Regions from separate parts of the Homo sapiens genome. Here region 2 is linked to region 1. A link is a loop called in an ENCODE intact Hi-C map of the cell type or tissue named here. Cell type or tissue: MCF 10A. All regions are shown on one strand. Each heading gives the region's core, and the rest is flanking DNA. Links, peaks and the distances in the headings are about the cores only.

Region 1 (7,642 bases), core at 3,373-5,872:
GAGAGGAACAAGGACATGACCTCCCCCACCCACCCCATACACACTTTAGGTATACTTGCTGGAAGCTACATGCTTTCATTTACATTCCACTGACCAGAAGCTGGGCATATGGCCACACGTGGCTGCAAATGAGGGTAAGAAGTACAATGTTAATTCTTAGCATAATGTGCTTATCTAAAAATAAGAGGTTCTATTGCTAAGAGAAGGAGAATAAATATTGGAGGACAATTAATAGCAATGCTACATTCAAATGCCTTACTGTCTTCTCCATATCTATCAATTACTGAATTTATTCTTATACTCTACAATTCTTCAAAATTGAAAAGAATAGAAGATAATTTATTTCTGCAATGGAACTATATGAAAATTCTGCTACACCATAGTTTGTTTCATTAACAGAATATGAATTTTTAAAGAGTAGAATATAAACTTTTAAAAACTAAATATTGACAATAAATCCATAGGGGTGCACTTTAACATAATATAAAATAAAATATTTAAAGACAAACAAAACCAAAAAGGAAATCAAAGAACTGAGAACAAAAGACTTCCAAAAAGATATGACAGTAAGCTCAAAATATAAATCAGAATTTCTATATGCACAGCTGAGATATTATTTTTCTTTTGTACCTAGACCTGTCTCCTCAAACCATTTCTCTGTGCATCTTACCACCATAGCAATTATCTCAAACCTTAGCTGCAAAAAAAATTTTTTCTTGAAAAAAATAAATACTATTTATGAAAAAAATGAATTTTCAGAATTTGAAATATTTTCAGTGTTTCTAATTTATTATCTTATTTCATCATTTAATACTTATTTAGTTAATTTAGTTTCTATTTTGCATGAGGGATTCTGCTATACTACAATGGGAGGAAAAAGCCAGGGTTGATATAAAGATAAGTCATGGCCTTCAATGATCAAAATTTGGAGAGATAAGATGTTTGAAAAAATAGTTTTAATATAATAAAAATGATAAATGCCCTAACTATGGAAGTTCAGAGAAAATTATGACTATATTAACATTTTCAAACATATGTTACCGATATGACCTTCTTTATCAGCTCAAAATACAAAGGTGATTATACTGCCATTATACTACTAACTAATTACTTATTAGCAAGTCCAGTATTTTCCTTTAGAAACCACTGCTTGCTGTTAATTATACAAGTATCTTAATGCTTATTCAGCCCCAAGTGATCGTTTCTACTTCCAAACGACCAAGTGGAGAGAACCAGAGGGTCTAATGAGACCGCTAGCATAATTCCTCAGTAGCAACCACATTTACACAGTTACTGAACACTAGAAGCCCAATGGATGCTTGTCCAGCTGCAGTGATTGCCTTGCTGATCCTTGCTGCAGTTGTTTTAAGTCATAATCACATATTCAGTCATTGCAGCTAAACATGATCCCAAGCATATGTCTGGCTTAGTAAAGAATACCTTCTACCATATCCACATATTGTGGATATGTGCCATCAACACGCCAACCCTGGTGTTAAGATTGGGACACTACTTCTACACATTTCTTAGGAGCGAACTTCAGTTAGCTGAAGTTAGTTGAACTCTGTCTACCAATGATGTTCTAATAATGTTAAACTCAAAAGGGATGAGGTCAGTTTCCTGATTCTTCAGTCGTAGGAGTCTCCTTGGCCCTTATGCCATGTTTCCTATGTCCTCCCCGCCAAAACAGCTCTGCCTACCAAGGGCTATTATAAGGGGCTTCCTTTTGCTAGCCATAGAAAGCACCCTTACACATAGTTATTATTTTCTCTAATATTAGAATTTGTTTTAAAATTACTTTGCATTTTTGTTGATTCCCTAGAGAATTTTAACGTGTTTTTGAAAGTTACATTTCAATATTACTTAGATGTTTAACTTAGAGTATATGGTCTAGGTAACACTAGCAATAAACCATATTAGATCATGAATGTGAGGGTCGCTATGGAATGTATTTGATGTACATTTCATTTTACAGGCACCCAGCTGAGCAGTTTGCCAAGGAAAAAGAAAAGTAGCTCAAAATTGTTTTGTTTTGTTTTGTTTTTTTGTCTGTTTGTTTTTTAAAGAAGGGGCAAATGAAGCTAGTAAGTTTATGCATAGTTGAGGGGGGAAAATGTGATTGCTAAGTTGGTATGCTACTACTGAGGAGAAGTACATCACACCTGTAATTTCTCTCCATCAGCAGTAGCTTTGTGAATAAAAATGAATTTTTACCCCATTTAGGAGAAAGTAAGAGACTAGGTACATGGAACTTAGGTTAACAAGAGAACTAAGTACTGATAACTGAGGAAGCTGAAGACAGTCAAAAGATTGCCTCAATAAGGAAGTTAAATCTTGTAACAGAAATGAAGAACTATCTAGAGATGTTATTAAAATTTCAGCATAGTGGAAAAGCCCCAGAAGAGTCTTTGGGCAAGTTAAAGATAAGCAGTTTCTTTCCAGACTAAAAATAGACTAGAGATGCAGTTTGATTGACAACAGCTAAGGATCATCAAGGAAGGTACAAAACGCTACTTAGGTTTTTATTAACATCTTTTAATGTTTTCTTAAGTTTGTTAATTTAAAAATAGTAACCATGTTTCATAATCAATGGTCAATGTTTCTACTTTGCTAAGTTAATAAAAATTACCTTTTTATACATTAATGTTAAAGTATGCAACTCTACAACATAAGGCATAATCCAGCACTCTTTGGCAAAATTTCTACTGGGAGGCAAAGCATACAGGATCACCTTTTGAGAATCAGTCTTTCAAATCCATAATTGAGCCAATGAAGGGGAGGCAAATGTTATGCAGATTAAAAGTAGAAAGAATTCCAAGCCTCATCAAAGGTTTATGTTTGCACTGTGGGTTTTTCTTTTTTTTGTTTTTTATTTTTTTGTTTGTTACATAAATATTGTTACCAGCAGAAAAGCAAACACATAAATAATGCGTAATTTATTTTTAAAAATTGATAACCAGGCAATTTTTTAAGGAATCTATAACAAACTCATATTTTTGAGAAATAAACATGTCTATATGTTTATCATACAGTTATTTCCATCTTTCTTTGCAGTCTTAATTTTTTAAATGCATTTTGCTTTACAATTCAACACTGAATTATTAGACTTTTGTTTGTGACTGCCAGTAATTCTGGTTGGTGTTGATTTAAGTAACAATATCAAAACACATTGCACTACAGCGGAACTAATAGGCCAAGTAGGACTACCCTCAAAATAATGATCTACAGGAATTATTTTTTGCCAAAGTTATTATTGCTTTTTAATGCTGAAAACCAAAACAAAGAAAGCAGGTGAAATAAAACGATAAGGTTTCAGTTATTACGGATAATAACAAAGGATTATTTCTAGGAAATGAATATTTGAGACAGATGAGCCAATTTGATAAGTAGCATTTCAATGTTCCTTTTTTATGAAAAATTTGTAGTAAAAACTCCTTCCACACCAGTCAAGGTGCTTATTTCACAAATTCTCTGGAGAAATATGGGAGTTGATACAAAGGAACTAAAGTACTTAACTGAAGCATTGTCATTAATTAAGAGGAATTGGCCGAAAGTCACACTTTTGCACTAAACAGGTCTTCCAAGCAAATGTATCTTTTAATATAGTACACATGAAAAAAATTATACCTAAGTCTGTGTCTCCTGAGGCACTTAAAAGTAGTATTGGGGACTCCAACAATTATTTTTAATGTTCCAAAATATCAAATGAAAATCACAGTTTTATCTTCGTTAGAATTGCTTGGGATGACTAAAACATCTGTTGCTTGTGGTTGGAATTCAGTCAGCTTGGTGCTTAAACAATGTGTAACTTTTAAGAATATTTTTATTTATAAATACTGAGAAATGATTTATAACATATTGTTTGTGGTTTAAGCAACAAAAATATTTCACGCTATGGGGTAGGGGAAAATAAAAAGGTCTCTGGGTAGAGCTCTGGGTGGTTCCTGCTCAACTTCAACAGCAAATGAAAACCTATAGCAGAAGCTGGGAGGAAAGATATATGTGATTCTCCAAACCCCAGGGGATTTGCAATCAATCACCAAGGAAATGGTAGAAAAGTAGAGATTTTCCCTGGAGTTCACAGATCTGGGATGGCAGGACCCCTTAGGAGCTGAAACCAACCTGTATAATGACCCTCAGTCTCCTTTTCATGAATGTGTATCATAGTTTCCAACAGCTTGAAGGCCAACAGTGAGATCTTACAAATTTTTGTTCTTTTTCAACAATTTTTAAATTAAATAAAATATATATGTGTATATGTCTGTATGTGTGAAAATATCTATCTCTATATAGAGATAGATATAAATATATCTCCAATCAGTGACTGGCATGGCATAAAACTTACAAAAAGATTTCTTCCATGTTTCTGCTTTAGCAAAATAATTCATTTTGATTACTCTCAAAAGAGTTAATGAGTTAATAAAATAATTTTTCTGCAAAGACTTTGAAAGTAATGTATTGCATGTTGAAGGGCAGAAATAAGAGAGTCAAATGCTACCCAAAGCAAGACCATGTCACCCTTCATATCCAGCTATCAATATCCACCTTCTCCATTGTTCTTATTTTTTACCCCTCATATCTTTATTACGTGATACTGGGTCTAGGACTCTGCAAATCAGCTTAACCTGCTGACTCCCTGTCAGCTTCTACCAATAGTGGCCGCTAGAGGGAGGTTAAATGGCAGACTCTTTGCTTTCTTCCTCTTCCTATCATCACCTGAGCAATAATAGCTCTGCATCCTGGGATGGGCAGTTGGCTTCAGTCTCCTCTTTTATTTTAGTATTCTAAGAACTAACCTGAATGTGCCCTCTTAGAGGTACAGGTACCAGCACTAGCTGGGAAGTCTTCCCAGCTCTTCTGAGCTCCTGAGGTACCAGCACGTGCTGGGCAGCAACCAGGCCTGCACCTCCTGTCCTCCACTCCCTGACACATAAGGTTCTGCATTATAGCTCTCTGAGCTGTGAAGATAGGACTTTGTGAGAGACTGGAAGTGAGAGAGAGAGGCAATGCAGACAAAGCTTAAGATTCTGATCTGGAGAGGCAGCAGCTTCTTATAGTCACTCTCTCTTTGTGACCTCAGCATCCCTTCTTTGGGTTTTTATTTCTCCAGTCCTGTTTAACCAACTTCTCATATTAAATTCTCACTGTTGAAATGCCCAATGCAGTTTCTGTTTTCCTGACCAGACTCTTATCGATATACCATATACCCAGAAAACACTTTCTTTTATTGTTTAAAAGAATCAGATGAACCAGCATCCACGTAGACTAAATCATTAATGAGTATAAATAAGCTCCTTAATGTATAGTTACAAGATACTGGGAAAATGACAGACCTAAAATCCAACCTGGCTCCTTTGGAGCTCTCTCTCTTCTCATTCAGCCATCATGCTCCAGCCACACTGGCTGTCTCTGAGGTCCTCAGATTATCCACACTTCCCTCCAGCTCAAAGTCCCCACACATGGTCTTCTCTTTGCCAAGAATACACTTCCTGACATTCAACTTGTTCACACCTATTCCTTTTTAAGATCTAAATTCATTTACCACTTCCTCAGGGGAACCTCCCCAAGACTTTCAGGGAGACACAGACATTTTTATGGCACCCTGTACTTCTGAAAAGATTAGTATTTAAATAAATAATTGGCTAATTAGTTATTAAATCCTAGAATGTAAATTCCCCTGGGGCAAAAACAATTTCTTGCTGTGCTTTAATTGACTCCCTTGCCCTCTGGCTCCCTGCTGGATTTGGCAGAGCAGAAACTATTTCTGTAGACTATTAGCTGTTTCATAACTGTTTCACCAGTTCCTTTAACTACATAGTAGTTAAATTACAAGTGTATAAAATATATTAATTATTGAACACTAACTATGTGCCAGGCATTGTACTAAACACACTGCATGTATTATTTCATTTAATCTTCCCAACAACTCTAAAAGATAGGTACTATGACTACACTGAACAGAGAAGGAGCCTAAGGCACAGCGATGGGAAGTGGCTTGAACAAGGTCGTACAGCTCACAAGTGATGGAGATAGGATTTCAGCCACTCTTACTCCAAGCCTATAAACGAGTGATGGTCTCATTGGGAAAACAAAGCTGATAGTCTCATTGGGAAAACAAAGCTTATACTTCACAGACAGGCAGCATAGGCTAAGTTTGAAAAAGCTAATGCAGACATTCTGTGTTACCAGAGCACAGAGAAAGGGCAAATCTCCAAGGCCAGGGTGATAAGAAAAGTTTCACAGAGTGGCTGGAATTTCAGCTGGACCTTGAAGGTAGGGCTGTACTAGATAAGGAGAAAGAAGGAAGGACATTTAATGCAGAGTAAACAGCCCAATAAAATGTCCTTCAACCCCTTCACCTTCAGGTGACCTTTAAAAGCAAAGAAAGCAATCTGGAAAATATTTAAATGTGTGTGTGTGTGTGTGTGTGTGTGTGTGTGTGTGTGTGTGTGTGTATGTGTTTTAAGGGCTAAGTTTCCTTTTTAAAAGGACTCCCTTTTCAACAGCCAAATAAGCACAGTTACCAATTTATTATAAAGCACTTCTAATCTGAAAGGGACAATCACAAAGAACCGCAAAACAGAGGGATATATGCCAAGGTACAGCTGAGCAAGTGGCAGGCTGCATCAGAGGGCACCAGGACATGATACCTACCATTGGCCACTGCAGATAAGGTGGAACAAAGCCACAGAAAAACTGGCAGAGCAGCATTTGTGCTGCAGAGCTAGGCAGGAAATTTGTCTTCCAAAACTGACACGGGGCTGGGACTCAGGATTCCTGAGCATTCTTAGGATAAAGCCCTGAATAAAAAGAAGGAATCAGGATTTAACTGACAAAATTATTCAAAGGCAGAGCCAAAATAACTTGCTTATAGAAATGGGTTAGGAAGTAGAGTTGTTACTATTAGCAAAGCATAGATGGAAATAGATTATGTTGAAGGATGGGCTTATAGAAAGTGACAAAGTTTAAGGCAGGACCAAAAGACACCTGGATCCAGCCTGATTTCCACCTTCACTTAGGAATAGTAGAAATTTCCTCATTAGCATGGTCCTTTATGGGTCCAGGCTCAAATAAACCAACCTAGGGTTTTCTTCTAGTAAGCCACCTTGATTTTGATATTTATTCCTTTACAAATGATAAAATTTGTCCTACCTTGGAGGAAAACTCATTATCTATTTTTGCATGGTTTTAAAATTTTTTTAATTTAGTTTTACTATTTTATATTAAGTTTAAAGAAACATAATTTCATTTTGATATTTTGTTAAAAAATTCTCCCAGACATTGGTATATGAAATATGATGTATGTACATAGTTCTATAAAAATGAAATTATACATTATATGTTGTTTTTTAAACTCCTTTTTCCACTCAGCAATATGTTTGGACGTCTCTCTATGACAGTAAACACATTTCTTCATCACTTACCATCTATTTTCAGAATGGGAAAATTGAAGCCCAGGGGACTAAAATGACTAATCAAAGCTCCAAAGGAAATCATTTAGAAAAAGCATTCATTAAACATCCATTTTTATGTAACACTACACAAAAAAAGTTAAAACCCATGTAGACCTTAATCAGCATGTATTTACTGTATAAGATAAACACAGAAGACCCACAAAAATTATAAAGCCTAGAAAAATCAG
Region 2 (7,642 bases), core at 3,460-5,959, 68 kb after region 1:
CTTTGGCCTTCTGAGCCTTAAAAATAAATGAAAATCAGATTTAATAGTTCATCATGACTGAAGTATTTGTTTCAAATGATTATAAAAATAATAAGAAAGAATATGTGTGTTTTCAACCTCTAGAGAACAGTATTTTCTCTCCATTCAAATTTTATACTCACTGAGGTCATGAAATTCAAAGTTACTCTAAAAACCACTGTGAGAAGATGTCTTCTAGATAGGAAATATTTCAAGACTTAAGCTGTCCTGATTCACATAAATCTCTAATCTTTTCCTGTCCATGTTTCAAGATATCATAGCTTAACAGAGTATCTCAAGGTATGTGTGGCATTCTTTTCAGTTCATTCTCTCCAGTTCATTCTCTCCAGCTTCCAGAAACTTACTTTCCCAGGGACTTTATCCTTGGATGGGTCTCTTTAATACATGAGTGACAATATCTTTGTTCTCATTATAATTCTTATATTATGAAAAAGCTATTTTTTGTAATATAAGACTCTTGTATATAACCATAAAGACCCAGACAAATGATTTTTCTCATTGCTTAATTCTAGAAATTTGAGAACAGCAACCTCCAAACCAGAATATTTATAGAATAAGAATTTTACCTATTGGTAAGATAAAAAGTAAACAGATAAATGAATGAGTCTAGGGGGATCAAAAGAATTAAATTTTTTGGTTGAAAATTCTCCAGGAAAAATAACTATAAAATCACCATTAAATCCAAATCAACTTAATAATTTCGTTGGACCTAAGATATCAGCCTTTTCCAACCATGTTGTCATAAAACACTAAGGTACACCAATCAATTGTGTGGTGTGTCTCCAGTAATCTGTCTCTAATAAAGGCGAAAGTACTGAAGTTTCCAAGTTATTTACTATTTTCAGAAATGAAAACTGATTCAAGGTGACCCCTGTAATAACCATTCTCACTCACTTGCCTTCTAATACATGTTACTGAATGAGCAAGAAAGAAGAAGTTAAGGCCAACGATGTTAAGGCCAACGATACTCCTACAGAAGTGTCTGGCATGTGAACAATATCTGTCATTTATATCATGGTATACAAATGAGGTTCAAACTTGCAGCTGAATGGAAAGAATCAATGGGGAAAGAGAAAATGGTGGAGGAGGGGAAGACAGAAGACGAGGGGGTGAAGAAGCAGGAAAAGAACAACAATTTGGTGAATGAGAAAGGAGGAGAGCCCAAATGGAAACAAAGCAAAAAGAATCAGAAACCAGGAGACAGTGGCTAATGGAAACCACAGGTGCAAAGTCTCTAAAACAAAAAAGGGTGTAGAGGGCAGCATCAATTCCTGCTGAGAAATTAAGCAACCTTGTTGATGTGAGGCAATTAGATGCCCCTAGGCTGGCGTTAAAGCCTGAATCGAAGAAAGAGTTAAAGGAGGGGAAATAGAGCATCTGTAGACTCTTCCTTGCCGAAGCTTGGCCTTGCTGAAAGAGAAAAAGATAGGATAGTGTTTACAGAGAACACTGAGTAAAGGCAATCACTTTTAAGAATTGGAGAGACCTGAGTATGTACAGAGGCTCCAAACAAACAACAAACTAATAAGGTTAGGTTAAAAATATCTTATAGAGAGGAAATACCCAATGGAACAAGGTTCTATTCCCAGAAAGGGCAGAAGGGGATAGGATCATGAACAAGGTTTGGTCTTGAACAAGAAAAGACACACCTCTTCCTCATAAACTGGAAGAGAGGAGATAAGAGGGTATGTATTTGGAGTGCAATTTCTTGTGGATAGAAAGCCATGAGATTCAGATCCTGTAGACCTGAAAAAAGTCATCAACTGAGTGGTAAGAGGACAGGGTAGAAAATGAATAGCTGTTGTAGAACGTGGGAGAGGAAGATGAAGAGAAAGAGCTAAAATTATTGCTCCAGCCCCTCACCCCACCCCCAAGGCCCTGTATATATTTTCCAGAAGAAAGGAAGGAGGAGCTAACAAAGATATTGGAGAGAGAATGGCCACGGTACTGGGAAGAAAGCTGCATTGTCACGGAAGCCATAGTAAGGAACGCTTAAAAGAAAAATAGGAAAATGAAGGAGCTGATCAATAGAATGCAAAACTACCAAGAACTTCGAATGATACATATAGAGGAAACTTCACTACATTTAGCAACAAGGAAGTTATTAGTAACTAAGTGAGATTTTCTATAATGGCAAAGATTAGACCAGATCTCATGGAGTGGTAGTGATGAGTTGAAGACAGTTATGGGAACATTTCACCTTTCCAGGAATTTTAGAAGTGAACAAAGTATGAGATGGGGTAACGGTTTGGGGAGATGGGATATTTTGTATATGAAAGAAAACTGAACATGCATTTGTGTGTTTGTGGCAGGGGTTGAAGGGTATACATTGAGTGCTACTATAACTCAACAACTCAGCTACCTTACAGGATTATTGTCAGAATTAAATAAAACACTTTATAAACTGAAAATTATCATACTAAGTGTTACCATTTTCATGATACACAGATTCTCATTTATTGAATGTACAAAACATGTTTCTTGCCATTCAAAATTCCATTTAGTGTTTTATATGAATGCAGTCATGAATCAATAAACTTTATCATCAGAGTTCTCTCCTTATAGCCACTAAAATCCTTGACAGCTCTGAAAGATGAAATCTCCAGACAAATGAAACCAGCAGTTGCCATCTCAGAACCTGAGCAGAGAAAAATGGAAAAATTACATTAAGCTGATTTCTATGGTCCTCAGACACCTGCAGGTTGTTATGGGGACAAAACACTGACTTTGGGAATTAGCTTGCTTTTTCATTCTGGCTTTCAGATCTGTTGCTAATTTAATGAAACCCATATTTCTGCTGGGCAACACCCAGGTAAGTCTTAGGTCAAGTTTTTAAACCCAAGCCTTTTATCACACTCTGACAGCTGGGAAAATGACGTCTGGAAAATGCCGTTATCAGGAAAAAGCGGTGTGTTTTGCTTTGGGCTCTTCCACCTGAGGTTTTCTGCACATTTGAAAAACTCCAAAGGAGCTAAGCAGTTTGCAGCTAACAGCTAGTAAAGTAATTAAATTGTGTATTTGCCAAAATAAATAAAACTTATTAATTAGTAGGATTGCATTACATTCTAATATTTCGGCCAAAATTTTTTTCTTTTAAGAGTAGGTTCTCAAACTATCAACTCTTGATATGAAATCAGGGGCCTTTGGAACAGAACAATCTTCCTGTTTTTCTGCTATTTTATATATTTGAGAGCAATTAATTTAACCTACCTGAATGTTAATTTTTTCATATAAACTGGAGATAAGAATTATAGTCATGTGCCACTTAACGACAAGGATATGTTCTGGGAAATGCATTGTTAGGCCATTTCATCATTGTGTGAACATCATAGAGTGCATTTTCACAAGCCCAAAGGGTATATATAGCCCACTACACACCTAGTCTAGACGGTCTGTTACCATACAGTTACTGCAGGCAACTGTAACACAATGATAAGTATTTGTGTACCTAAACATATCTAAACATATAAAAGGTATAATAAAATACAGTGTAAAAGATTAAAAGTGGCACACCTGTATAGGGCACTGACTGTGAATGGAGCTTGCAGGAAGTTGCTCTGGGTAAGTGAGTGAGTAGCGAGTGAATGTGAAGGCCTAGGACATTACTGTATACTACTGTAGACTTTATGAAAAGGTATACTTAGCCTACACTCAATTTATTAAAAAAAATCTTTCTTCAATAATAAATTAAACTTAGCTTACTATAACTTTATTTTATAAACATTTAAAATTTTTTAACTTTTTGACTCTGTTTTAATAACACTTAGTTTAAAACACAAACCCATTGTCAGTGGTACAAAAATATTTTCTTTATATTCTCACTCTATACATTTTTTTTCCATATTTAGAACTTTTTAATTTTTATTTGTTACTTTTAAAACTTTTTTTGTTAAAAACTAAGACACAGACACGTACATTAGCCTAGGTTTACAGAGTATTGGGATCATCAAGATGTCACTCGGTGAGAAAAATTTTTCAGCTCTACTATAATCTTATAGGACCACCACCTTATATGCAGTCTGTTGTTGACCGAAATGTCACTATGCAGCCAAATGACTGCTTTGGTAAAGAGGAACATTTGCACCTTCGTTCAGCACAGTAAGCATTGGGCATATCATCCTTGTCTTCACAGAACTTTGGATATTCAAAATGCAATATTACTAAAATAGTATTTCCAGCTCTTAAACATTGAAAACCTGGCTCTCAGAGATTAGCTATGGGTTTTGAAACAGAGAATCTGTGGAAAATTTGGCATTAGAACAGAGGCCACCAAAAGCGAGATGGGATACACAATAGACTCTTAATGTAGGTCTGTCTGGGAGAAGGTGGGGACAAGATGGAATGTGGAATCAAGAAGATTGAATGTTATTTTAGCGCACTTGTTGTCACCCTGAAAATGCACTGGGTTTTGTAGATTTTGAAAGTTTTCATAAATATTTTAACATAGATTTAAATAATCCATGTCTCTTTACTCCTTTTAGTACAAATCAATATATAGTTTGTTAAAGTTGTATCTTCAGAATCATAAATAAAGATAACTTTATTTTAACCCTTATTAATTTAAGTGAGGCAGCTTCAAGTTGGAAGCCTTACATAAAATGATCAAATGTAATACTTGGCTAACTCATATTTCCCCACATCTAGTGAATTTCCTGGGCTGTCAACCAAAAAAAAAAAAAAAAACCTGGTTTGAGCAAAAAGACGCTTAGTAAGGAACGAGGACATTCCTCTATGCCAGTCTTACATAAGAATCATATTGGCAGCAATTCTTCCAAGCCATCATCGTCAAATGCTGCTATCTGCTAAAGACAGGAACAGTGCAGCAAACTGCAGAAGAGCAATGAGTCACAGGCAATACCTGCCACACGCCTTATCCTCAAGGTAAATGCATGTCATGAGGCAAGGCCACAGAGTCCCAAAATAGTCTGAGCCTGTCACTTGGTACCCAAAGTAATTATTCAAGAAATAATTGTTTCTAAAGGGACAAATTACCCCATCAGCATAAAATGACACTGTCATGAGACTGTTGGATAATGTCTTTCTTTTAAATAATTTCATGGTAATCACTCTGACATGAAAATTATAAATTAAAATTACATCAGCTAAAGGGAGTCAGGAATTGTTTCCTAAATATCTCCTCAGTTCCAGTCTAGGTTTGAAATAATTCCCACAGAAGGACCACAGTAGGAGCTGGTCACGAGAATCTATGGGAATCAACTATGAAGAAAACTGAAAAGCAAGTGCCTCAGAAAGACCAGAAAGACTGGAGGCTTCCCATGGGGAGAAGTCAGAAGAAGATGCTCCAGAGCTCGAATTTTCATGCACACGCCTGCTAGAGAGCCACGTCCTGTTACAGAGCACATGAAAGGGGTGTCTGAACACAGAACTTTAAACATGGGTCAGGATCAACTAACCCAAAGTTTGCAAGGTGTATTAGTTTCCTGGGGCTGCCATAACAAATGATCACACACTGGGTAGCTTAAAACAATAGAAATCTATTGTCTTGAAGTTCTGGAAGCTGGAAGTCCAAAATCAAGAGGTCAGCAGATCAAGAGGCTCCTCCTAGAAGTTCTGAGAGAGAATCTGCTCTATGCCTGTCTCCTAGCTTCTAGTGGTTGCTGGCAATTCTTGGTGTTCCTTGACTTGCAGGTGCATCACTGTAATCTCTGCCCCCATTGTCACATAGTGCCCTCTTTGTGTCTGTCCAAATTTCCCTCTTTTTATAAGGATACTGGCCATTGAATTAAGGTCTACCATAATCCAGTATGACCACATCTTAACTTGATTACATCTGAAAAACACTATTTCTAAGTAAGATTACATTCACAGGTACCAGTGGTAAGGATTTGAACATATTTTGTTGGAGTCGGGGGACACAATTCAACCCACAACACTAGGTCTCTCAGAAGCAACCTGGTTGTCCACTACCACAATGATGTGGGACCTTCTGGCACAATGTGAGGAAACCATAGAATGTTAAAGCTAAAAGCAATCTTAGCAATCACCAAACCTAACCATCTTACTTCATAATTAAGAGATCTTTCCAAAGCAGCAGTTTGTAACCAAGCACACTATTGAGACCCAGGGTACACAATCTATGGTAAGGGTTGAGACAAGTAAATGATTATTTTTTAAAAACACTAAGTAGTGAGGATGATTCACTTTCACTATGCACAAGGATAGATGAACAGCTGTGCCCATAAGTCCCTCACTCACACTCACTTGTATTTCTTGTGTTGGAGAGAAAGGAGGGACAATAAAGCCTAAGGTGCTGAGAATTGCCTGTAATCCACATGCATCTTACCTCTGCTTCCAAGAAAGTATATCAAGCATTAGAATGTCAACCAGATGGGTATCCCAGTACAAAAATGGCTAAAAATCCCTATTCTGCAAGAAGTACTTTAGCAGGCAAAGACTGTGAGATGCACACATGCACTACCCAGTTTCTGGACACACACAGAAGAAACAGAAAGGGGAACTTGAGAGAAATATGCAAATGGCATACATAGTAGAGCACAACCTCAAACAAGGTGGCTTAGACAGGGTTGCAATGGAGAGCAAAGAAAGTGTGTAAAACATAGAATCAAAGGAAAATCTTCAGAAGGCCCCACTGAAGACCCCACCCAGACACAAAATGACTGTCTTCAGTCCTCTACCTTCCAGCAGGAAGAAAAGAAAGATAAAGAACAATCTATACAAACTTTGCCCTGCTCACCTGAGAGGCACTATAGCAAAGTGGCTATGACTAAGGTATCCACTCTAGGGATGATATCAGTTCTGCTTCTGGAAGGCTGTGTGACCTCAAGCAAGTTACTTTAACTCTCTGGGCCTTGGTTTCCTCATTTATGAGGACGATAATAGGAACTAAGGTGGTTTGAAGGACAAGGTTAATAGACATAAAATACTTAGAAAAATGTCTGGCACATAGTAGACAATAAATACTAGCTATTATTTTTATAGTGTTGTTTGTGAGGATCCAATGAAACATTTACAATTTCTGAAAGCTATAAAATTGACATTGTTACATCAGTAATAAAGGGAATGATATCTTCTTTAAAACAGATTATTTTATACTTGACAAATATTTATGAGGCTCTTTTGACATATTTTCTTGAATTTAAACTCAGCTATAAAAGATAAACACTACTTTTTGAAATTCACGTAGGCAATTTTTAAATGTTTAAATCATTTAATATCTTACATTGGCCAATGTATAGGTATAGACTCATTATTTTGGAGTCTTGGAGTCTTTCTAAATGCTCTCTAAATTCACCATATTTGGATAAAAATCACATTAGACTGGTAACAAGACTTCAGGTTCAAATTCTAGCCCTGCCATAAACAAACTGAATGTCTTTAGGCAAGTTATTTGGCCTCTCAAAACCACAGTCTCCTCATACATAAAATTTCCAGGTGGGAGCAGATAATCGGTAAGGCCACATGCAATTATAAGATTCCATGAGTTGTAAGTTAGGGCAAACATCATTATCTTTGTTTTCTTTAGGATACATTTTAAAAGACTTGCCTGAAGTCAGACATTTCAAATTTCAAACAAACAGAAAACGCCATTCTCCTGGCTCCCACACTGGAACTTTCAGTTCAC

The links. Hi-C counts contacts between places; a loop is a spot of excess contacts. Peaks named below come from ENCODE experiments on the same cell type or tissue, not always from the same donor. Only the 100,000 strongest peaks of a DNase experiment are listed, where the experiment ranks them.
Region 2: a loop joins it to region 1, with 2.4 times the contacts of the local background. A loop is called at or near these places in 2 of 110 quality-filtered maps.

What each region holds. Positions count from the first base shown.
Region 1 is chr1:185,593,282-185,600,923 of GRCh38, reverse strand. All of the region lies in intron 2 of LINC01350 (long intergenic non-protein coding RNA 1350), which reads left to right. The region is part of intron 1 of LOC107985239 (a long non-coding RNA gene); the gene reads right to left. Among named protein-coding and RNA genes, the nearest start is that of LINC01350, 31 kb to the left of the region's middle. In MCF 10A, for the core only: a CTCF peak has its summit at 4,655 (motif pointing right); a DNase peak (open chromatin) is centred at 4,663.
Region 2 is chr1:185,525,679-185,533,320 of GRCh38, reverse strand. All of the region lies in intron 1 of LOC107985239 (a long non-coding RNA gene), which reads right to left. Among named protein-coding and RNA genes, the nearest start is that of LINC01350, 99 kb to the left of the region's middle. RefSeq lists an enhancer at 976-1,635. In MCF 10A, for the core only: no CTCF peak of the experiment used is centred there; a DNase peak (open chromatin) is centred at 4,800.